Regions from separate parts of the Mus musculus genome. Here all the other regions are linked to region 1. The links are chromatin loops, found by intact Hi-C in ENCODE. Cell type or tissue: left cerebral cortex. All regions are shown on one strand.

Evidence for each region. A loop is a pair of places that touch in the nucleus more often than their neighbours do. Peaks named below come from ENCODE experiments on the same cell type or tissue, not always from the same donor. Only the 100,000 strongest peaks of a DNase experiment are listed, where the experiment ranks them.
Region 2: a loop joins it to region 1, with 4 times the contacts of the local background. A loop is called at or near these places in 7 of 42 quality-filtered maps.
Region 3: a loop joins it to region 1, with 1.9 times the contacts of the local background. A loop is called at or near these places in 3 of 42 quality-filtered maps.

The regions. Positions count from the first base shown.
Region 1 is chr3:65,525,385-65,533,384 of GRCm38, reverse strand. It overlaps Tiparp (TCDD-inducible poly(ADP-ribose) polymerase), which reads right to left and starts at 4,938. Exons shown (of 6, transcript NM_178892.5): 1 at 4,753-4,938; 2 at 1,201-2,161. The coding sequence starts at 2,120. 4931440P22Rik (RIKEN cDNA 4931440P22 gene) reads left to right here and starts at 3,971. Exons shown (of 2, transcript NR_027955.1): 1 at 3,971-4,148; 2 at 4,220-5,902. It also overlaps the pseudogene Gm22279. In left cerebral cortex, CTCF peaks have their summits at 4,094 (motif pointing left) and 5,537; DNase peaks (open chromatin) are centred at 4,308, 4,991, 5,466, 6,628 and 2 more places; H3K4me3 peaks cover 2,713 bases; H3K27ac peaks cover 2,124 bases.
Region 2 is chr3:65,580,995-65,588,994 of GRCm38, reverse strand. No RefSeq gene overlaps it. Among named protein-coding and RNA genes, the nearest start is that of Gm34924, 4.1 kb to the right of the region's middle. In left cerebral cortex, no CTCF peak of the experiment used is centred here; DNase peaks (open chromatin) are centred at 3,211, 3,329, 4,470, 7,339 and 3 more places; H3K4me3 peaks cover 682 bases; H3K27ac peaks cover 355 bases.
Region 3 is chr3:65,599,822-65,607,821 of GRCm38, reverse strand. No RefSeq gene overlaps it. Among named protein-coding and RNA genes, the nearest start is that of Gm34924, 23 kb to the right of the region's middle. In left cerebral cortex, no CTCF peak of the experiment used is centred here; DNase peaks (open chromatin) are centred at 3,954 and 4,665.

The sequences.
Region 1 (8,000 bases):
CAAAAAGATCTTAAAGATATAAATGTCCAATATGTTATTGATCAAAGAATTGTTGGACCTTCTGGGACCAAAATGATTGTCTTGACTTGCTTACAGTAACAGTGTAATGTGTAAGACAATGACTCTGCTAGTTTCCTTATGACTAAATCAAACAGAAACTTCATGTACCAAAATGTTCCAGTACTCAGTGGACTGAAATCTGCTTCATCAGTGAAGAGGCCAATGCTCTCAAGTGTTCTGTAATCTGGAGATGGAAGGATTCGAGTGGCTTTGAGAATTCAAACTCTTTTCTTTTTTTTTTTTTTTTGTTTTTGTTTTTGTTTTTTTTCGAGACAGGGTTTCTCTGTGTAGCTATGGCTGTCCTGGAACTCATTCTGTAGACCAGGCTGGCCTCGAACTCAAGAGATCCACCTGCCTCTGCCTCCCAAGTGCTGGGATTAAAGGCGTGCACCTGGCGAATTCATAAACTCTTGACATAACAATTAGAATTGGTAGCTCAGGGGCAATCGAGTTCTTGGACAATACCTTATTAAAACTATTTTTAAGAAAAGGGGGCCTCTTGCAGAGGACTAAGGTTCAGTTCTTAGCACCTTGTTGAGGCTCAAAACCGTTTGTAACCATGCCAGGGTATTCAACACCCGCTTCAGGCCTCTGCAGTATTAGGTGGACATACATTCACGCAGGCAGAACACTCACACATTCCAACACCTTGAAAAATCAAAATAGCATGTGTCTGTGTACGAATGAAGAACTTCTGAATTACTGATATAAAATGTTTAGTAAAAGAGCTCCAAATATTAGTTTCTATATTTAAAAAAGAAAAAAAGCTACTCAACTCATAAAAATTTAAAAACTAGGTAAGTTTAGTATGTAAGATTCACAGTGGATTTTTTTTAAAGGCAAGTGATTACAGTTAAAATAGTACTTGATTCTCAACACTCAAATGTATGTACAACTTTCATTCAAACATATACATACTAAACAGAATGACATCTAAATTGTTCAAATCATAAAATGTTTCTTTGGTTAGGTAAAGAGACCACATTAAAATTTAAACACTATGAAAAATCAGAATAGCATAAAAGTCATAAAAGAAAAAAACAAAACAAAAAACTTGGTACACTACTGAAAGAAACCACCATACCAAACTTTCAGCTTCATTAGAACATGTAACAATTTTTAACTTGTTATAATACATACCCATACTTCATTCTCATTCTATCATTTTCTGGATTACAATAAAATCTTTCCAAGTGCTCCTGAGAATCATTGGAAACACTCTGCCACTTCTGAGTGGTTGTCCTTTTGATCTGCCAATGATAGGGCAATACGGTGTGATGTTTCAAACAATCCCTGCCATAAATGCAAGTGCCTTGCAGAAAGTCCATACAAATTTCAATTCCATTCTCTTGGTGAGTATGGTACTGTAGCTGGTTTACAAGTTCAAACACAAGCTCAAGGGAAGCTTCCTCACTTTTGTCTTGGAAGAGCTCAGTACTCAACTTATCACTGGTATCCAAAATGTACTGGATTGTAAAACTATTGTCTTGGAAAGCTCCTGGTACATAATCCATAACTTTATCTACGCAGTCAGGACTTGTAGGAACATCACCTGAAACAGGATGCAAAAGGTCAGTTTGGAAGTGTCCTGTTGTAGAATCTGCCACTGTCCCACTGATGGTTTCTGGTGGAAAACTGTGGTCTTGGATTGGAACCCCCTGTTCTGGAGCATCTGTAGAAGGATGCGCTTCTGGTAATTGGCCCTCAACATTTGTCCCATCAGGAATCAGGACAGGCATACTGTTTTCTGCTGGTGGACACGATGGGTTGATTTCCAGGGGTTTTTTCACTATATGTTCATGTAAGCTGCTCTCATCTCTGTTTTGGTCTCTAGCTCTAAAAACTCCATCAAGTGAGCCAGATTCTAGCAAAGTATTTAATATTGGCCTCAAGGATCTCAGGGTTCCAGTTCCCAATCTTTTTTGTTCCTGTTTTTTCTTAAAACACGTTTTCAATGGAGAGATCTTCTCAGAAATTCTCATTTGGCATGAAAAGTCATCAGAAGGAGAAGGAGGCTGTACTACACAGTCTGGCTCAGGTTCAGTGGTTTCCACTTCCATGATGTGATTAACTCCCAACTGTGCCTCAGTATCTACAAATCCTACCAGGAAAGGAAGAAAGATGATCATTTAAAAACTGACAACTGAACCCATTCATTCATTAAAACATTTTGCGTTAGTCTATGGTTAACTATCTGCAATCACTGCTTGCATTATAGTTAGCTCTTACAGGTCAATTTTCTTTTTTTAAACTGAGAAATGAAGATTCAAAAGCTATGCAAAAATCTGCATAATAGTAGATAATAGTAGATGAGAATGTATTTTTCAATACTTATGTATTGACTTAATAATTGATAAACACACACACAGAGGAGGGGGAGACAGAGCAAGTGCTGTGTGATTCTACTGGGGTATGACTTTATTTTGTAAGATAGAAATAACTGTCTTTTTCTAGAAGATGAAGCAGGGAAACCACATCTCTTGCTTAGCTTTGTGGTTCCCTTTACAGTTGTTTATGATCTGTCCCATGAGTTTGCAAAAAACAAAATTCACTGGGAGGAAAGTTCATCAAAAGGATAAACTTAAAAGGTTAAAAAGTGAAAGAACTAGTGTGTGTGTGTATGTGTGTAAGGATAGACACAGAAGCTTTCAAGTGAATTGTGATACAAGAGAAAGCCAGAAGCCTGCTAATGTTTTTACATTCTGAAAGTTCTAGTATTTAATTATTGAATGTTAAAGATTTCTAAATTTTTAAAAAATTCCTGAAGGAATATCAGGATATGCCTAACTTCAACAACCACTGTACCGTGCCTTAGAAACTTAATACAGCACGATTATACAAAGGGTCCTTGTCTTTAGAAAAGTTACACTTATCCACTTTAAAAAAAAAAAACAAATGAAAGTATATTATAACCAAAAAAATACAAATATTAAAAAACACCAAATTTCAGAATCTGAATTTTTTTTCCTTTCAAGAACCAGATCCTTTAAAATGACTGAGATTTCCAGGTATTTACTGAGATTGTTCCAGATGAGAAGGGACAGTGATGAGCAATTAATGGTCTTTTTTCTTGTCCAATAGACTGAAAGAACTCCTTGATGTAAGAACCTATGATTTAATCAAGCATGCATTAGGAGTCCAGTATAGTACCTAGCACTGTTCACCACTGAGGATGTCTGTATTTTGTGGCTGAATTACTTTAGAAAAGGCACACATTAGATGCTTTGTTCTTGGTTGAAGGTCAAAACCCAAAATGGTAAGACTTCGTGCTTTAAAAAACGAATATAAAGATCTAGGAGGGATTTATAAGTCTATGTATACAAAAGTGCTGAATAATCAAAACTCAGAAAAACACAAGGCATGGAACAAAGTGCTAGTCTAAGTACAAAAGAGATTTATTTATTTTAAATAAATAAATATTTGAGTTCAGTATGAGCTGGCATTGTTAGAGAAAGCCTCACGAAGGAGGGATCTGACATGAGACATAAATAACTGGAAAGCAGCCAAGCCAGGCGTTATTATTCATCATTCGGTGCTCTTGCCTCAAGGCTCAGTTGGCACAGATTGTGGTATTCCCTCTCCGTATCTAACCCGCCTGTGCCTTCCCCTACGCACGCACACTATCCCCTCCTATCACACCAATCCAGGCAAAATACTAAAGCGATTTTATTTATACTTCTGCACACGCACATGCACGCACGCACGCACGCACACACACACTCGCACGCACACAACTTTTCCTCTTACTGCCCCTCCACCAAACTCGGAAACTCAACTAGGAAGCAGAGGAGTGGAGTGCGGAAGCCACCAGTTCCTCAATTAGTTTGCATAACAGAAAAATAAAAAGATTGGAAGGTCGTTTCCTCCGGTCGCCCGCAGCGGGCAACCCAATCGCGCCACCCTTCACCTCGTGACGCCCCGGTCGTCTGGCACCACGAGCTGGTCACACCTTCCATGGAAACCGCCGGCTCCAAACAGCCAAGGAGTGAGACGCCCGGGTCCGAGCGACGCCTCCTGCCGGCCGCGCTCCGCGCAGCCACGACCTCCCGCCGCGCCCGTTCCACCGGGCTCCGCACTTCGCCGAGAGGGTGAGCATCCCCGCCCTCACCTTGTCCTCAGGGACCCGGGCGCCCCCTCACTCCCGGCCCACCTTCCTCAGGACCCGACCTCCCCGCCTCCCCGAAGCCACTCAAGGCGAGTCCACAATGAATTCCCCCCCACCCCGGCCCTGCCTCCTTCCCGAGGACCGGCTGGCGAGTCCCGGAGCTTGCAGGGCCGAGCCGCAGCGGACACTCCGGGTGGCGGGGAAAAGGAAGGGGAACCGGTGCGGCACTCAAAGTTAACTCGAACACAGCCTGCAAACTTCTGGGCTGCAGCCCGGAACGCGCGCCGGCCGGAACGCTCCCGCAGCGCCGAGCCCTCCCGCAGGGGCTGCCCCGGCTGCAACCCCCCGAGAGGAGTCGCGGGCGGCCCCGCAAGCCCTGCGGCGCCAGTCCATCTATCCACCTGCCCAGCTCCCGGCGCTGAACCCGATCCCACCCCGCCACCGACGGACGCGAGCGCATTCAGCTCTCCCGGGCAGTCTAGGGATCCGCCGCTGTCCCGACGGGGACTCGGGGCGGCGAGGCTGGCGCCCGCCATCCCGCTGGGGGTCCCTCCGCCGCTCGCTGCCCACCCCCCAGCCCCTTTTACCTCAGGCAAGCCGCCCTTCGAACGCAGCCCAGGCGCGGCGTGGAGGGCCGCCTCTGCGCCAGCGGTCCGAGCCGAGGACGAGGGCCGGTGTCTAGGGGTCGTGGGCGGCCGACGCGGCGAGCGGCGCGCGGGCCATTCCGCGGACCTGAGCGCTGAAAGCCGCAACTGCTCTCGAGGCTCCAGCTCGCTCGCCTGTCAGCTCCAGCTCTGCTTTAAGTGGCTTCCGGTCTCCTCCCCCGGGCCGGCTCGTCTTCGGGGAGGGAGGAGCTTCGGGGCCGAGAGGGGGTGGGGTGGGGTGAGGGGGCCGGGCGATCAGTGAGTGCCGGGAAGCTGGGGCCCCGCCTCCCGTGCGCGTGCTCCGGACGGAGGGGCGCGCGGCGGCTCGGCGCTCCGGGGAGGAGGAGGAGGAGGGAGGGGAGTGTCCGCTCGCGAGCGGCCGAGGGTCCCCGAGGCTCTGACGGTTCGCGAGGCCGGGGAGGCTACCTCCCACCCCCCGTGAGCCTGCGAGGAGAGGAGGCGCGCGCCGCGTGGGGCGGACTCCACCTGCCTGCGGACAGATGCAGGGTCACCGTGTTCCGCGGACACCCGGGCACGCGATGTGAGAGAGGCTGTGAGACGGAACGGCCGGTTTCGGTGCGGTTGCCTTTGTTTATCTGCCTCCTTTCAAGACGCCTCCAGATCCCGAGGGGGAAGCGAGTGGCCGCCTCCGCCGCTGCCTCCAGACGGGGTCGCCGGCCCCGCGCCGTACGGGCGGGAAGGCTGAGCCCGCCCCGCCGCCTGTTCCCGGACAGCCTCCGCTAGGGGAAGCCAATGTTAGGGTTTTGACAATAGAGATGCCTATGCGCGTGTTTTGCAGCCCACGGATCACGTAGTGACTAATTCATTTAACAAGTCAGAGCGCCTCTTCCGCGCCGAGCGTGTACTAGGTTTAGAACTACGACCTTCATCACCCAGACCCCACGCCCTGCACTCATAGAGACTTAGGGAACCGAGAGTTAACCTCAAAAATATACATGAAACTGGCATCTGGATTGTAACTTCATGTATTCAATAGCTTTTTGTTGTTGTTGTTTTTTTAGTTGGAAATAAACATTAAATTTGTATAATCCGAATTTAAGAAAAAAAATTAAAAGATCGTACTTATTCAAAAAAAAAAAAAAGGGGATCCTGGAAAAACAGGCTAAGCAGAGGCTGTGGTTCCCAAGTTTTATGGCACTGCTAACCCAGATTAATGATCACCCAGCAGTGTTGTTTCAAATTGCATCAAGTAAAGGCCCTCAGACTAAAGTGGAAAGGTTGGGACAGAATTCAAAGACTAGTATATAAGCAAAATTAAACTATTTTTAAAAAACTATAATAAGATTGCAGTATTTCCAACGTTTTAAAACTGTCCCAACTTTACCTACTAACTTAATGATTACCAAAAATATTTGCAAAAACAATGTTTTAAGTAAATTTATGGTTTTATGTTGGGTTGCATCCAAACTTAATCCTGGGACACACACATGCAGCCCTCATGTCTCCGGTTGAACATACTATATTTGGGGTTAAATCTATCATTTTACTACGTATTTTTTTCTCTCATCTATTTTGTTTGTTCAATTTGCTTTCGTGCTACTTTTAAAATTCCATTCTCTTCCAACAATTTTTTTATACATTCTTTATACTTTCAGTACTGTTTCAGTTACTGCTATGTACAAATCACCCCCAAATATAGCTATTTAAAACCATAACTGATTTGTTCATGATCCCGGGCTCTTTGCTCAGGAATTCCACCAGGACAGAGTGCCAGTAGCTCATCTGTACAGCTTGAAGGCTGGGCCTGCCTAGTCTAACTGAAATCTCTTAGGACACAAGGTCGAAGCTAGTGTCTCAGCACAAATGAGCTGACAATGATGTAGAAAATGCAAAGATGGAATCTAAGAATGCTGGAGAAGCCAGGTGGTGGTGGTGCACGCCTTTAATCCCAGCCCTTGGGAGGCAGAGGCAGGAGGATTTCTGAGTTCCAGGCCAGCCTGGTCTACAGAGTGAGTCCCAGGACAGCCAGGGCTACACAGAGAAACCCTGTCTTGGAAAAAAAAGAAGGCTTGTTGGTCTGTTTTCTTGTGTGTGGCTTCTCTACCTGGCTGATATGGGCTTCCTCATAAAATGATAATCTGGATTACAAAATGGGGGCATTCCAAAAAAACAAGGCTCAATAAGCAAGCAGTATAATTGATTACTAATATGTCACTGACCCAAGCAAGTCACATGACCAAGTTGAGCATCTAAGTGAGAAGGGTTTTTTGTTTTTTTTTTTTTTTTTTTTTTTTAGTTTTTCGAGACAGGGTTTCTCTTTATAGCCCTGGCTGTCCTGGAACTCACTCTGTAGACAAGGCTGGCCTCGAACTCAGAAATCCACCTGCCTCTGCCTCCCGAGTGCTGAGATTAAAGGCGTGTGCCACCACGCCCAGCTGGGGGAAGGTATTTTATATAAAAGGCTATAGATCACTTAAGGGTAACTTATCCTAATTCAATTAAGAGCTGATAATTAAATGTAATTCCAGAGCTAGTTTAAATATTGGTTTCTAGAACCCTGAAACTCATACTCTTAAAAAAAAAAAGTTGGAGGTGGGAGGGTTGGAGAGATGGCTCAGTCAGTACTTAAGAGCACTGGATGCTGTGTCCGAGAGGACCTATGTGCAGTTCTCAACAGCCACATGGCAGCTAACAACGATTTCCAGGGAATCTGATGCCCTCTTCTGACCTCCATGGGTATTAGGCACAAACATAAGTACCGACATGTAGGAAATACCATACATATAAAATTAAGGACTTTTAAATTTGGAATATGAAAGTTTAAAATTATAGAATGCTCTGTGAATTGTTATGTCATTCTTGCACAGGGTCCATGCTAATCTTTTCTTAGTATACATGCTGCTGATGTGAGCACAGACTCACACACTTGATCAGAAGGACCAGTAACATCATGAGGGCCCTTAGAGCCTGCAGGCTGAGCCCCTATCATAACTGACAGGCATTCTGGGCTATCCTAGAAAGGGTAAGATTGTATTCCTTGAATGAGAAGAAGGGTGAATTGGGCTGTAAAGTTCCTATTGTACTTTTCTCCTTTATTAGAAATATTTGGATGATCCGTCTCCTCTTTCTCCTCCTTTTTCTTCTTCTTCCTCCTCCTCTTCTTCTTTCTCCTCTTCCTCTTCTCCTCGTCCTCTTCCTCCTCCTCTTCTTCTTTCTCCTCTTTCTCTTCC
Region 2 (8,000 bases), 56 kb before region 1:
CCAGCCTGACCTCAGGCACCAGGCCAGTAACTTCTATCTAGTCTCTGTCCCAGCCTCCATGGAATATTTATTTAGCTGCCTCTATGAGCACAGGTGCCCCCTGACTGGATTCAGTGACCCTACCTGTGACCCCATAGACATAGGTAACTTCTGGATGACTCCTCTAGACTGAGGCTCTAGGCTGATTGGCTCCTACACGCTAAAGGCATAGGCCTGTCCATGCAGACTCAAGCTCAAGGCCTATCTGGTGCCAGGCTGACCTCCATGTACAAAAGTTTCAGGCCAGCTCCTAGGACCCGGGAAGCATATCAGTAGTCACAGACCCAGGCTCCACAACCCCCACAGCCTCAGCACAGCTTGTTACAGTAAAGTCCAGGCTTTAGGCCCCATCTAAGTAATTTAGCCCATATGCTCCACCCAGCCCAGGAAGGGAGCCCCAGCCCCTGATTTTTTTCTTTACCCAGTAAGTAGTGGTCAATATTCGTGTGGAAAGGAAGATTCATTCCAGCTGCCTGAACAACAAAGTGAGGCAGAAGGAAGTTTTATTCATTTATTTGTTCTCTTGTTCAATGAAATAGCCTGAATTGCTCTGGTAGGAGAGTCTGTCTTGAATCAAAAATGGTTTGACCAAATCACAACAGGAAATGGCTCTTGTTACATCCTAGCTTGCTCTGGCTCCTATTGGGCAAATAGAGCATCCTTTCTGTACTCCTTTAGCTACAGATCCAGCAGGTAGCTGTCCTAAGGGGCCCTGACACCTCACAGGTCTTTGTCTTTGGAATGTTTATTCTGAGAATTGTCTCAAGAAAGATGAGTGTTAGGTTGTTTTGGGGTTTTTTTTTTTTTTTTTTTGCTTTTGTTTTTTGTTTTTTGGAAAGGAAAGGAAAGGCACAGTAAGCTGGAATCCTGTCTTTAAATGTAGCTAATTTCTATTTAATTGGCCAGTAACTGCATTTAAAATAAACACCAGTTGGTAATCAAAAACAGGAGGATAAAGACTGAGCAATTGTGTAAGCAAGATAGAATTACTAAGCCAAAACAAAGTTGGAGGGAAGTGCAGAGACACACTGCTTCAGAGAAAACACAGGAGAGGAGAGACAGCTGTGGGCTCACAGACCTCGGAAAGATGAGCAGCAGCTACAACCGTTGGCGGAATGGATGCTAATCAGCAACTGATCTCCAGTTGTAAAGCATCGGTTCCTTTATTAAGTAAAAAATTTAAAACACTCATAAACAGCAGCTTTAAAACCGTCATGCAAAATGAGCTGGGCACACCCTGGTGTATCCCCAGAGACAGACAGAGAGATTGCATGGAGGTCCAGGAGACTCTTTGCTGAGGGCTGGCTTCTGGGAGTATAGTAATTCTGAGATTACTTCCCTCCAAGGAGCAGAATGTGCCATGGCAGAGCAGAGAGGGGCATGCCTGAACTCTGTGCTTGCTGCACCACCCAAGATGCACAGATGTGTCTTGCACAGGCTCATGCCTATAGCTGTTCTGTTTGGCACTGAGAGAAGAGCAGAGAGGAGAAAGGAAGGGGATGGTGACAGTGCCTTGGGAAGGATCTTGAGGACATGAGCAAGTTCTTCAACTTGAATCTCCATCACTTTAGGTTACACTTAAAAGCCAGACCTTCGCCTGTCCCATCTCTAAAAGGCTCACTGTTTGTCTCCCTTCTAATTAGCATGATTTTTCCCCCTTGAACACTGGGGTTGATTTTCTTTTTTTCCCACAGACAAAATTCACATCCCTGCTTACTGTTTGGTTCATTTGGAAGCAGTACTTATTCATCAAAGGGACTAAAAAGCCCTGGGAGGTTGAGTTCGAAGAAGGACTACACATGAGGGTCACAGTAAGTAGGCACTTCTCATCAAATCAGCTGCCCAGGGATGCTAAAGAGCTTTTTAAAGGGGAACTAATAAGGTCATTCAGCATCTACTGGCTTCTACAAGCCTTAGCTAAATTAGTCCTAGCATACAATAACCCTGTAAGGTAAAATAATGATTCCTGGTATTTTGAAAGCAATCAGTGATCCACGAAGAGGGAGTTAATGTCCCCCAGAACCAAGATTAAAACCGACACATTGAGGGAGGTTCCACTCCCTTCCTGTGATCGAAGGCCAGCTTGTTTGTTTCCAAGCAGGACCTTGGGTGAGGCGCACTTGCTCTGAGAATCCCGCAGCCACTGGAATGGCTGGCCCCTCTCAACTGAGTTTGCTAAGCACAGTCCTTTTCTAAGGCTGAGGGAATGCAGGTTTTGACCGCTGAGGCTGTTGAGACGGTTTGCTAGTTACATATTCTTGTAAGTTGTCAGGAGTCAGCTTTGTCTACATCCCCTTCCCCCCACCGAACACACACGCACGCGCGGACTCAAACCCTGGGAGGGCGGCCCTGGGCCACCCACACGCTGGCACACTTGTGTACGTGGAAGCCAGCTCGCTCTCCGCATTAGCTGTGGTGTGAATTCTGAGTCACATCTGCACAGCCGGAGAAGTGAAAGACTGTAATTTACATACACCCCAGTTCTTGTCGTTAAAGCGGAAGATCTCCGTGTTAAATTCTTCCTTTCAAGTGATTACTCATCATCCAATTGAGGGGAAAGCCTGGGCTATCACCTAGGAAAGCGATCTAATCCAGCGAGTTTGTAGTCGCTGGACGAACGCAGGAGGCCTCTTTCTGGTACCGTCTTGGGGAAGGTGGGAGAGTGGATGGTAGAGTCCCCTATCCGCCCCCCCCCCCACCCTATTCCACCCCTCCCCTCCACACCAGGCTTCCTGAAATTTTTAATTCAGAAAAGGAGTACCTCGGTTCCTGTGTATTGGGTAGGAAGTTGTAAAACAGAACACACTCAAAAATAAGCATTAAGAGTGAGCTCCAGGACAACCAGGGTTACACAGAGAAACCTTGTCTCAAAAAAAGCTTTAAGGCTACACTGAGTCTGTCCACAGCAGGAACCGCCGGCCACTGCGTTTGCATAACGGTAGTGTCCACTCTCTTGTATCCTCTACAGGAAGTGCTTGGTCCATTCCACTAAAAATGGCTGAATATTTTATTGACTAAAACCTGGGGGATGGAACTGCACATAAACATATCTGGAGGGCCGATTTTAGTTGTGTTTATGTCTCATGGTTGGAATCCCTTTTAACTACATATTTTAGAGACTTGGAACAGCTCTGAAATTCAGACACTTGATGAACAACAACCACAGACGTGTCACAGCAACATTTGGACACTTTGAAGATGGTGGCAGGGACTTTAGTGGGGAGGCATGAGAGAAGAGATTTTTTTTCTTCCTAATTATGACACTTTAGTAGCTGGGTACAGACTTCAAAAAGCTAGTACAGACAGAGCAAAATCGTACTGTAGAGCTCCGTTGGAAGGATTCGTCTGCCAGCCGTCACGATGTGGAAAGTTCATCTTTTCATCTTATAAGTAAAAATATCCCTCGGTTCCCCCATTAGTAAGGGAGGGTGGGAAAAGGCATGCGCACTGCACACACTCTGCAGGCAACTCTCTTCAGGGACTCCAAGGTCCTGTGGCCTGTGAAAGAGGTGCCCTCTGCCCAGGGCTCTTAACTTCACAGGGATAAGCTTTTCACCCAGCTGTCCAGGGAACAAAGGGCATGTTTCATCTGCCTACACCCACAGCCCCCTGGGTGGGGCAGGGGGTGACAGTCCAATGCCTATCACATGGCCTCTGGCGCATAAAAGCTTTTAAATAATTCTGATTTTGAATATCAAATTGACATGAAAAGTGCATTTAAGAAGAATAGGCATGATCCGTGCTGAAGAGCATGCTCTATGCAAATAAGTTGGGCGGTCACTTGCTCATTTATAGTCCTGGTTCTCAACTTAGGCTATGTATGGTATTGCTTGCTCTAAAATCCTGATACCCTATAGCATTCAATCAACTACACTTCCCCCCCCCCTTTTGCCCCTCTCCCTCCCTCCTTCTTTCTGTCTCTGTCTCTCTGTCTCTCTCTGTTTCTCTCTTTCTCTCTCACAAACACACACATACACTCAAGAAAGTAGGATTTAGTCAATCTAGGGTAACATAGGCATCAGTATTCTTAAAAGCTCTCTGAGTGCAATCAAGACTGAAGTGTGAGCCGGGTGGTGGTGGTGCACGCCTTTAATCCCAGCACTCGGAAGGCAGAGGCAGGCAGATTTCTGAGTTCGAGGCCAGCCTGGTCTACAGAGTGAGTTCCAGGACAGCCAGGGGTGCACAGAGAAACCCTGTCTCAGAAAAAAAAAGAAAGAGAGAGAGAGAGAGAGAGAGAGAGAGAGAGAGAGAGAGAAAGAAAGAAAGAAAGACAGACAGACTGTAGTGTGATTTAATAGAGCTCAAGGCCTCTTTTTGTCTAGCTCTGGACTCTTTTTGACTCTTTCTTTCCCTCCCACACTCACCCTATCTTAGCTTTTCTTCTCTGCATCTTCCTTGTCAACCTCAGTCAGCAGTGACTCACTCCTGGATCCTGGATCCCAGAACACTGTGTACACATCTTAACCAGAGCATCTTCTCACATTGCATTAAAGACACAAGCAAATAGGTCAGCCTGCTCCTCCTGTCCAACAGAATGTGGACCCTTTATAGTGTCTGCAGGAAGCATGCAAAATATTTAGCAGGACACGGGAGCCTATTGATTGAATGTGCAAATGAATGAATGTCAATAGTGCATATTATTGCTGCCTTACCTTACCGATCCCAGAGTTCGAAAGCCAGCCCCCTCTGGGAGACTCAGAATCAATAATGTGGAGGTGGGAGGTCTCCATCTTGCTACTCAAGCTCGCTCCATAGATTAGCAGCATGTACATGATACGAGGCTTCTTACATGTGCTTGACATCTCAGGCAGTTCATATGCAAGTTACAATTTCAGTGATATTTCCCAGTAACTCCCAGAGGAGTCCTATTTAGCCAGTCTGCCAACCTTGGTGTTCTAGACCTCTGTTAAACTTGGTAGACCCTGAGGTTGCTTCCTATTTCTTTCTTTCTTTTTTTTTTTTTTCGCTTTTCCCAACCTTCAAAACTATTTCTGTTCCTTGCCACCAAAAGCATCCGTTCATATCTGAACTTCTTACAATTATTCAGTCAGCTAATATTTGAACATTATTACTAGGTGTAGTGATTTGTATATGCTCAGCCCAGGGAGTGGCACTATTAGAGAGTATGGCCCTGTTGGAGTAGATGTGGCCTTGTTGGAAGTATATCACTGTGGTTGTAAGCTTTAAGACCCTCATCCTAGCTGCCTGGAAGCCAGTATTCTGCTAGCAGCCTTCAGATGAAGATGTAGAACTCTCAGCTCTGCCTGTACCATGCCTGCCTGGATGCTGCTATGTTCCAGCCTTGATGATAATGGTCTGAACCTCTGAACCTATAAGCCAGCCCCAACTAAATGTAGTCCTTATAAGAGTTGTGTTGGTCATAGTGTCTGTTCACAGCAGTAAAACCCTAACAAGACACTAGGTCTTATGTTAATTAAGAGTATCAGATATATTTTCTCATCTCTTCAGGAGATATATACAGTAAATATCATTCCCATTTTGGGGAGGGGGGGCGGTGAAGGAAGAGAAGTTTGGAACAACTAACTGATCCATGACATTAAACAGGTAGCATGTAGTAAAGTTTGAATCTGAACCCAAAGTCAGAATATTCACTAGAGTAGTCTTAGGTGTGGCTTTAAGCGATCACATTTCCTAGTTGAGCAGTTCTCCTTCACAGTCTTAAAAATACTGAGGATCCTAAAGGGCTCTCATTTGTTTATATTCTGTCTATAGAAAGACTAAAATTTGAAAGAGGGGGCTGGAAAGATGGCTCAGCAGTTAAGAGCACTGACTGCTCTTCCAGAGGACCCTAGTTCAATTCCCAGCACCCACATGGTGGCTCACAACCATCGGTAACTCTTCTTTCAATGCCCTTCTTCCAGGCATCCAATGCCCTCTCTGGTCTCCACGGGCTTGGTATCTAAGTATACACACCCACACACAGACCTACACAGACACAGAGAAGCATACACATAATACAAAATCAATAAAGATAAGTAATTTAAAAATAAAACATTGAAACAGAAGCTTCAAATTTGATTTTCTTTAAAAATAACTTTAACTTCATTAGTTCACGCTAATATAAGCAACAGTCTTCATTTAAAAACCACATTTTCTCAACCCAAATAAAATAGTGAAAATAGTTTCTCAACGTTATTTCTCATTTTTCCAAGTTTCTAACATCTGTGACAAAAGCAGATAGTTGAGCTTGTAACTCAACGAATATTATGCTTTTTGTGTGTGCATCAGCATGCAGTACATGTACCTCATGCAGGGTTCCTGTGATATACATTACAAAAAGGCTCTACTCCTATAGGCTAAGGTGAACAATTTTCACGGCTTTGCCAGGGACATTTTTAATGGATTTGGCAGGGTTTTTTGTTAGTCTCCTTGTTGGGGGGTTGGGTTGTTTGGTTTTGTTTGTTGATGTCACCAATGTGTGCCAGTGGAGAACTCTGACTATTAATAGTTTGGTCCTACTTCCTTGTGTGCAAAGGTATTACCTTTTTTTTTTAATCATTGCTATTACATCATCAGTGCAAGTGTCGACACAGCCACAAGCATAAAGGGCATTCTAAGGCTCTGGGACTAGTTTTCGTCTAATGGACCACCTTAAATAACCCAGAGCTCCCTTGGGATTTGCAAGGTGACATTCAACAACTGCTGTCCTGCAGTAGACTTTTTGAGGCTTTTTTTTTTTTTTTTTTTTTTTTTTTTTTTGAGACAGGGTTTCTCTGTGTAGCCCTAGCTGTCTGGAACTTACTCTGTAGACCAGGCTGGCCTCGAACTCAGAAATCTGCCTGCCTCTGCCTCCCAAGTGCTGGGATTAAAGGTCTGTGCCACTACTGCAGGGCTGTTTGAGGCTTTTTTTGTTTGTTTGTTTGTTTGTTTGTTTGTTTTCGAGACAGGGTTTCTCTGTGTAGCCCTAGCTGTCCTGGAACTCACTTTGTAGACCAGGCTGGCCTCAAACTCAGAAATCCACCTGCCTCTGCCTCCCAAGTGCTGGGATTAAAGGGGTGTGCCACCATTAAAGAACATATAAACACCACAAATTTCTGTAGGCACCTGCAAGAGACAGGATTCTGGGTCACAACACCACCGGGCTCTGCACTGTGGGCAGTGTCACGTCTGACTCAGTACTTTGGCAGCTCGCCATTGACAGCAGGCTCTTCAGAAGTCTTCGGGTGCTGAGCTCCTGTGAAGCCTCAAGACAGAGGGCCTGAGAAATGGCTCTACCAGATAGGTGTTGCTTTATAGACATCTTGGTAGCACCAGGAATCCATGGCTACCTGCTTTATTCCCTAGTCCAGCATGTTATGCAATCTAACAAGGCTTCAGCTTAGAATGCACTAGTTATGCAATCTGATTCTGTTTGTCACACTTAAAATATTATCAGTGAAATCATCTCCATTCAGCTTTTTACCTTGAGCGGGTTTTTTTTTTTTTTTTTTTTTTTTTTTTTTTTTTTTTGACACTACTAAGTAAGGAAAGCTGTGTAGAGTTCCCAGAGGGCATGGAGGACTTCTCAAGCCATCTTCCTCCAAGGTAGCCATCTTGGTTATATAAAGTAGCAACTCTGGGCTGTTTTACTGAGCCAGTCTCCTCTTTCAGAAAAGAAAAAAAACCAAAAACCAAACCAAACCAAAACAAAAACCTATGCCCTTGAGCCAGAACAAATGCCCTTAGGAATAGGATTTTCTTTTCTCTTTGTAAATGGAGAAAAATGAAGGTAGTTAGCCTGACTCCCTATGGTGGGAAAATGCTTTCAGCTCTTCCACCTTGCTGGGTTCTCCTCACAGGAGACACTGGCCCTTGGCTCCCCGTTGTACTGTGGAATTCCCCCCTGACACTACCAGAAAGGTTAAGAAAAACAAAAAAGAATAAAAGGTGGCTCCTGTCCTTTATTAGCAACAAAGCTTGGGGCTAGCACAGAGTAGGGAAAAGGCCACTGGTGCTGCCCA
Region 3 (8,000 bases), 74 kb before region 1:
ATTGAACAAACTCCATTTAGATAATTCTACGTTCTAAGAAATCAAATGTGATGACGTGCCTGAGACTGACTAGCACGGTGAAAGCACAGCGACTTTAGGGCTCATGAAAGTCACTGAAAACCACTCAAATCCAACCAGGGAAATGTTTAGATCTGAATAACAAGGTAGATAGTAGGGTGAGGCATGTATTGGGATATAGAATTGAATTGTTGAGGTGGAGAGGAGCAATAGGTTAGCGCTGAAGCTAGGACTCAATGATTCTTTGTGGCTCTGGTTTATAGTTAATGTCCACGGGACACCAGACTGGAGATGTGAGGCTAGGGGGAAAAGAAGAGTAAAAATGAGTGTGATTAGCGTCTAGGTACACACAGAGGTGTGGGGGGGAGAGGAGAGTGGCAAATAGATGTGGGTCACAGGACACTCCAGTGTGCAAAAGATCCAGGAGAGTCAATGAAGTAGCTGGTGGAGGTCAAGCCAACTATGAAATACCGCAGAAAGGGGCTCAAAGGTGCTGGAAACATGCTGAAGGCTGCGGGCTAACTTTCTGGCACCGTGAACGTGAAGATGAAAATAATTTCATCTGAGTCAGCAAATACAACAGGAAGGCAAATGAGAGCTTGAATCCATGAGGGCATTCATGACAAGTGGCTATCTCTGCACCGTGGGTAACCTGATTAAGCAGCAGTCTGGGATCTGCAATCGGGCTCTGTGTGGTGGTGGTGGTGGTGGTGGTGTGGTGGTGGTGGTGGTGGTGGTGGTGGGTATTTACATTCTGGAACAGGTTTCAGAGAATGCAGATCACACCTGTGTGTGTTCATTATCGTGAAGGCGTTGCTCAGTTATTTCCTCTAAGTTATTTCCTAACAATGTGTAGAACTTGAAGAGGGGCCGGTGACTTCTGTACAAGTCTGGATTAGTTCTACAGAGATATTGCTCTTACTTAGTCAGTTAGGAAGGGAGTCACATGAGTGGGAAAATCATTCATTCACAAGTGTAAAGGCATTGTCACAAAGAAAAATATCATTAAAGTTTTCACTCCTAGTCATTTTTTTTTCATTTATGTGTGTAATGCATGTATATGTAGGTGTCTCCTGTTTGAGACAGCTGTCATGTTAGCATTTAGATAAGCCAAACAGGCCCCAGTCTAGTGGCCTGAGAGTAGGCTTCGGTTTTGGAGGTGTGTGCAGCTGTCCCAAATCCCAGGCCTACTATTTTTCAGGCTGTGCGTCCCCAGACAAGTTAGCTAAGTCCACTTTCATCACCCATTAAATACTGACAACCGTTTCCAGCTTGTGGTGGGGCTGATGAGGTACTTTGTGCTCAGGGGCTAACAGTGTCTCAGTGAGCAGTGAGGAGCCCATGAGGTAGACAGGTATTCAATAGATGTTGATCCCTTTCTTCTTTCGTATCCCCAGCTTGTAGTAATAAGCCATGGGCCATCACAACCCCCATGTGATCTTAATTCTGGCCCCAGCCACTACATAGCTTTACTTAAAATGCAAAAAATGGAAACTAAGAGGTTAAATTTTAAGGTCACTCCCTGACTCTTTTTGTGAACAGGCAGAGGAAACTTGAATAATGTCTACGGCTGTTTCAGTCTTGGAGAGAGTCTCCACCAGGGAAAACACTCTTGATAGGTCTGGTTAATTTCCTTGGCATTGCTGTGTGGCTAATAACCTCGGAGTTTAAATTCTAAAATAATCATTAAGAACAGAGAAATTGCCTATCAATTACTCGCTGGATTGCCCCACTGCCTACAGTTCAGTGATTCCTCACAGAGCCACTGACACTTCCTTCGGATAACCTACTAATTCAGCGAGTATATACCAAGCCTTGGCCGAGGACCCAGCAGAGTGGACGTTGAAATGGCTGTGAGTGATGGGACACAGTCCCCGCCCTCACTCTTGCACGGGCCAAGGTTATCCAACTCTTCCCACTAGCGGAGAGGTGACTCTCCTACCATGCTACATTCCCAAGAGGTCTTTTACTCAGACAAAAAGGCAATGTGTCAATAACTCCGGAACTGTCTAAAAATAAGAACTAAAGGAGATCTTTTCCCAGAGAGCTTTCTCTCATGGATGAGTAAGACTCACCTTCTTTGTGTTGACTATTTCAAATTGCAAGAATAATACATGCTTGAATTGCAATATGATAACTTCCCATGAAATGAGACCCCTCCCCCATCTTTACTAGAGATGAAAGTGCATCTTAACATCCATACTTTCATTGTTTCCCCTAGGTAGCTACAAACATTTATATCTAAACACTTACCCATTACTTCTACTATTTTTTTGTTTATGTGTGTAATGCGTGTATATATAGGTATACGTGCGTATACATATGTGGAGGCCAGAGATCAGGTTCAGTGTCTTCCTCAACTGCTGTCCATCTGATATTTTGAGACAGGACCTTTCACTGAACTTGAAACTCATCAGTTTAGTTAGACTGACGGGCCCACAACACAGGGCTCTGCCTGTCTCCAGCATCTGTCTTTTTAACTTGGGATATGGGGAATTGAACTCGGGCCTTCATGCTTGTGAGGTAGGTACTTTACTGAGTCATTTCCTTTCAACATCAAATTGGAAAGTCTCCTTAGTTTTGGGCTTTTTTGTTGTTGTTGTTGTTTGTAGTTTTTTCCTTTAATAAAAATGTTATTATCTACTATCTATCTATCTATCTATCTATCTATCTATCTATCTATCTATCTATCTATTTATCTAAAGTATATGAGTGTTCTCTTGTGTATGTGCCACATGTGTGCCTGGTACCCATGAAAGTCAGAAGAAGGCATCAGATCCCCTGGAACTGGAGTTTCAGATAGTTGTGAGCCACCATGTGGGTGCTGGGAACCGGGTCCTCTATAAGGGTAGCCAGTGCTCTTAATTGCTCCAACCCAAGTTTTTTCTTTGATGACATTACTAACCAGATGGTCCATGCTGTCCATTTTTCCAGTAATGACCTTGATATGTTAATCAATATGTTTTAAGTTCTTTGGTTATTCCAACATCTATGTCATATCTAAAGCTGGCTTTGGTGGCTACTGAATATCTTCACAGTGTATCTTTCTTTTTCCTTTCTTTTTTCTTTTCTTTTAGTATAACCTGAAATCTCTGGCTAAACACCAGGTACCTGGTTGTACCTATAGTAGGTTCTGAGGTAAAACAAGCCTTTAATGAGCATGTCTACTAATCTGGCTTACAGCAGAACTTCACGTAGAGCTTGTATAAATTCCAAATGATTCAGATATTTTAGTGCCCTTGTTCCTAACTCCTCTCTTAGCCTTGGCTCTCTCTGCCCCTCAGACAGTGTCTGGCGCCTACATTTCTTTCCATTGTAACCCATTAAAGGGTTGTTGTGAAGTGATAGAGTATAGGGGAGGGGAAATCCTAGAGTTTTCTGACCCACCCTGAGATGTCGGTGGCCTGTATTCCAGGAGTTTGGCCTTCCAGGACATCTACTGATAACAGTGAGGGAAGGAGCTAGTGAATTTGCAGATGATCAGATAGAAATTTCCCAACCTGCAACACAAAAGAATAAAGAACTAAGAACTCCAGAACCTTTAAAAAGCTGCAGATGGTATCAAAATGGATAACACATACAGAACTGAAACACTGGAAGAAAAAGACAGAAAATTAGGATCACCTATTTGAAATTGCTATTTTCATAGTAAGTGAGGTGTTATCTATCAGACATGTAATTTTCAGCATAAAGTCAATGGTGGCTTTAAAAGGGAGAATTGCCTTATGTATGTTTCAATTTTATGTGCCTGGTTGTGGAGTGTCTCATTCCTTCAGTTAGGAGAAGCTTAAAAGATGCTGGGCAGTGAAAGAGTTAAAGGATTATTTCAAGTTAAGGATGAGTAATCTTTCCAGAGTGCGGGGCGTTGAGAGTAAAAGATACAGGAAACAGCAATAATATAAGAATAAAACCACCTCCAGAAAGCAGGCAGATGGCAAGGAGTATTTTTTACTATAAGATTTGTTTAATGCTGCACATTCCTCCATGCCCTCATTAAATGGATATATATTTATCCCAGAGAACACAGTATGACTGTTAATAGAACTATGACAGATAGTCTTATGTAGTATGAGTCACAGGAGTAGAAAATCATTCATTCACAAGGGTCTCATTCACTGAGAACCGAAACTTTCACAACGTGAGGTGTTTGTGGAATGACTGTGAGTACCACTAGGCCTCTTTTTTTTTTTTTTTTTTTTTTTTTTTGTAAATTGTCAGATTTTTTTTTTCCTAGCTGAGAATGTTCAGAAGTTGCCTATCAGTCATGTGCTGCTACATGACTCACCTGGCTTGAGTTACAACATCTGACCAGCACCACACTCAAGAAGCATTAAGTTCTTGAACATCTGTCATCACATCCAGAGGGTTTCAGGAACCCTTGAAGCTACTAATGCAGTGAACCTCAGCCTTCTGTTTAGCAAGTGGTAGCTTCCAAACAATTGATTAAGCCTCATTCCAAGCATGCTTTGACCTTGTTAACTTGGAACCTGCTTTCTTTCAACCGTATTTAGGAAGATGCTGTTCAGTGGATCTTTTCCAAACACCCAATAGAATGACTTCTTGCGTAGCAGTTTCAACCGCTGAGCATTAAAAGCTAGAGTCTACACAGAGCTCAGGATCTCACAACATCTTCCGTTTGCTTGCCGAAGGAACACAGCGGGGAAATTTCTATCTTAAGTAGCGAAGCTCACCATGCTTCTGGAATGAGACTCAAGCCCTAAAGTGTTCACAGCGTGGTGCAACCGAATGTTTTCTGTCTTCAGGAGATAAGCTGGAGAAGTTTTGTTTCCCTGGCTTTCAAAAACCTTTACTACAGAACATGATGAGGAGAAAAAGGCAAGCCAGACAATTCTATAAGAGGACTTCTTGGGCCAAAGCCCCCTTCAGACAGGAAACTGATGGCAAGTTTCTTCTGTTCTCTCACAAGGGAAGGAGACAGTGACAGCCAGAGTCACTGAAGTAATAACAAAGGGCAGAAGAAGAAATAAAGGTGAAGCCAAATCTTACTTTCTGTCCCAAAATAAGACCATACAATTCTTACCACCACCCACATCCATCCTTTAAATTCCCAAAGTTTGGTTTCCTTACCCAACCATGAAGAATCATGGTCTCTCCAAAGTGAAGAACAGAAAACCTACAACTCTCAGCATTTATATACATTGAGTCACATTATGGAGAGTCCAAATAGCATATGTAGACCTAGTTTTAGGTTTTAAAAACCTATTTTAAGTTGTTCTTCATTCCACATAAATGTTGGGGGCTACTTATCTTTTAATACCTTGTAATTTTAATTGGGTGGCAACCTTTGACCACCCTTGTAGTGATAAAAGATAGTGAATTGTCTTAAAATAAACAATAAAATAAACCCAAAACAAGCTTGCTAGTCTCAGCACCATGGGGTCAGGGACACTCATTAGCCAATGCCTTTCACTGTCAGAAACCAGTTCAATGTCTTTTAGAGAAACTGCTGTGTCTGTGTGGAACTGAAGATGTCCTCTGGTGGGATCTCCTTCCAAGGGCACATGATTCTAGGTAATGGTTTCTAATTTGCCTGAGAACTGATGTCCTCGCACGTTCTGCGCCTACTCTTCCACTGATCTCCCTCATTTTGTTTTGCTTCCAAGAGAACTGAAAGCCACCACTCTGATGTAGCCTCTGGTGAGACCCACACAAAAGTGGTACAGACCTTTCAGGCTCTGAAACACATTCAAGAGCAGAGACCTCACTTTGCTTTTCAGTCTCAAGATCAGTGCGTTTATTGGGATGGTGCTGACATAAAAAATGAAGGAGAACATCTGAGTCTAACAGCTGCACAAAATTTGGACTCGTGTAAACTGGTCTGACATCACACATTCTGCATGTGAGTTCCATGAGTTCTCCACATATGGAGCTAATAGAGTAACATGCAGACAAAGACCCTGTGGTTTATGGCATGATGAAGTCCAGAACTGAAGGAATGAAGCCAGGAAGACTACACTATTTACTGAATGAAGCAGGCTTTGGATAATGTCTCATTCTCACTGAGCTACTTAGTTTCACTAGGGAGATGCCAGACTCGGCCTGACACCAGCAATAAGCATTATGATGGGGCCGTTGGTCTGCACTTGTCCGAAGAGGGAGAGAGATCTTAGAGTTCTTTGCCTTGCTTGCTCCATGGAAAAATGCATGTGGGTGTGTAAACACATTGAAGTGGGGTTAAAGCTGTGCTTCTCCTCACAGACAGTGAGGAAAATGCAGGTAAAAGAAGGGAACACACTGTCTCAATGCAGAGTCCTGGCAAGATCCAGCAATCCTTAGCTGGGAGGTTGGAGTTGTGCCCAGCCACGGTAGCGTTGACCAAATCAATAACACTCCACACTGACCCACAGCTGTAAACAAAAGCCACACATGTTCTCTTTCTTCCACTAAAGACAAGGACTACGAGCACTTCACAAATAGTTCTGTGCTGCTCTGTGACTATACGTGTGGCCTAGAAAACAAAATATGTCCTTATTTAATTTTTTCAAAGGAGAACCAAAGACACTTAAATACCTCTGGGTCAATTAACCACATAGAGGAAGGCTTTTGGAAACTATCCAACAGCACCCTCACCTCCGGTTTGATTGGTCGGGTTGGGTTGCTTTTATCACCATCACTGGCTCAAATCTGAGAGGACATGAGGCTCAAACTCATGTGATAGATTTATTTCAAAGTCAGTGAACTTATACAATGTAGTTCCATCTGCATAAGAGAATTACAAAGTAGAATCAGCTTAGATCACTGAGAGAATTTATATCAGGAATTCAAGGCAGGAACCTGAGGTAGGAATTGAAACAGAGGACATGAAGGCACACAGCTTACTGGCTTGTTGCCCATGTCTTGCTCAGCCTGCTTTCTTATACATAGCCCAGGGGTGGCAATGCCTGTAGTGGGCTAGGCCCTCCCACAACAATCATTAGTCAGAAAGTGCCCCCAAAGACTTGTCTCCAGGCCAATCTGACGGAAATATTTTCTCAGTCAAAGTTCCCTCTTTCCAGATGATTCTAGCTTAGGCAAAGTTGACAAAAACAAAACAAAGCAAAGCAAAGCAAAGCAAAGCAAAGCAAAACAAAACAAAACAAAACAACAAAAACAAAAACACAACTAACCAGCATAGTAGGAAAAGAAGAAAGATACAAAGGAAACAGAAATAGGTAAATTCTCAAAGTATTACTGGAGGTTTTTAGGGCAAAAGTATGGTTTCCCCCAACAAGCTAAACTTGGGCACCCAAACTGATATGCTAATTAAAGAAGCAAGGACTGTGAGGAGAGAGGGAGCCACAGGAAAGAAGGCTTATTGGATGAGATGACACCAGGAAAAGGAATAAATAAAAGGGGGCAGTGACCCCCCTCCAGTTCATCTTGGGGGTACTAGAGTGAGATTTAGGTTTAAATAGGGGGCAAAAGGGATATGCACCATCAAGCAGCTTGGTCAAGGCCTCATCTCATTTATCATTGACCCATCATGGTCTCAGGTAGATTTAACAAGAGTCCTGCAAGATGCGCCAATAAACCATTAAACAATTATCACGGTCTGAAAGAAAGTGGCCCCCATAGGCCCATAGGAAAGTGCACTATTAGGAGGTGTGGCCTTGTTGGAATAGGTGTGGTCTTGTTGAAGGAAATGTGTCACTGTTGGGGTGGGCTTTGAGGTCTCCTACGCTCAAACTATGCCCAGCGTGGCTCACAGTCTCCTTCTGCTGCCTGTGGATCAAGGTGTAGAACTCTCAGCTCCTTCTCCAGCATCATGTCTGCCTGCACACTGCCATGCTTCCCACCATGAGGATAATGGACTAAACCTCTGGAACTGTAAGCCAGCCCCAATTAAATGTTTTCCTTTATAAGAGTTACTGTGGTCACGGTGTCTCTTCACAGAACCTTAACTAAGACAAAGACAACTCTTAAGCTGCTAATCACTAAGGGCGCAGCTTCACTCTAATGGGTAAATGTCCTAATTGTGGGGG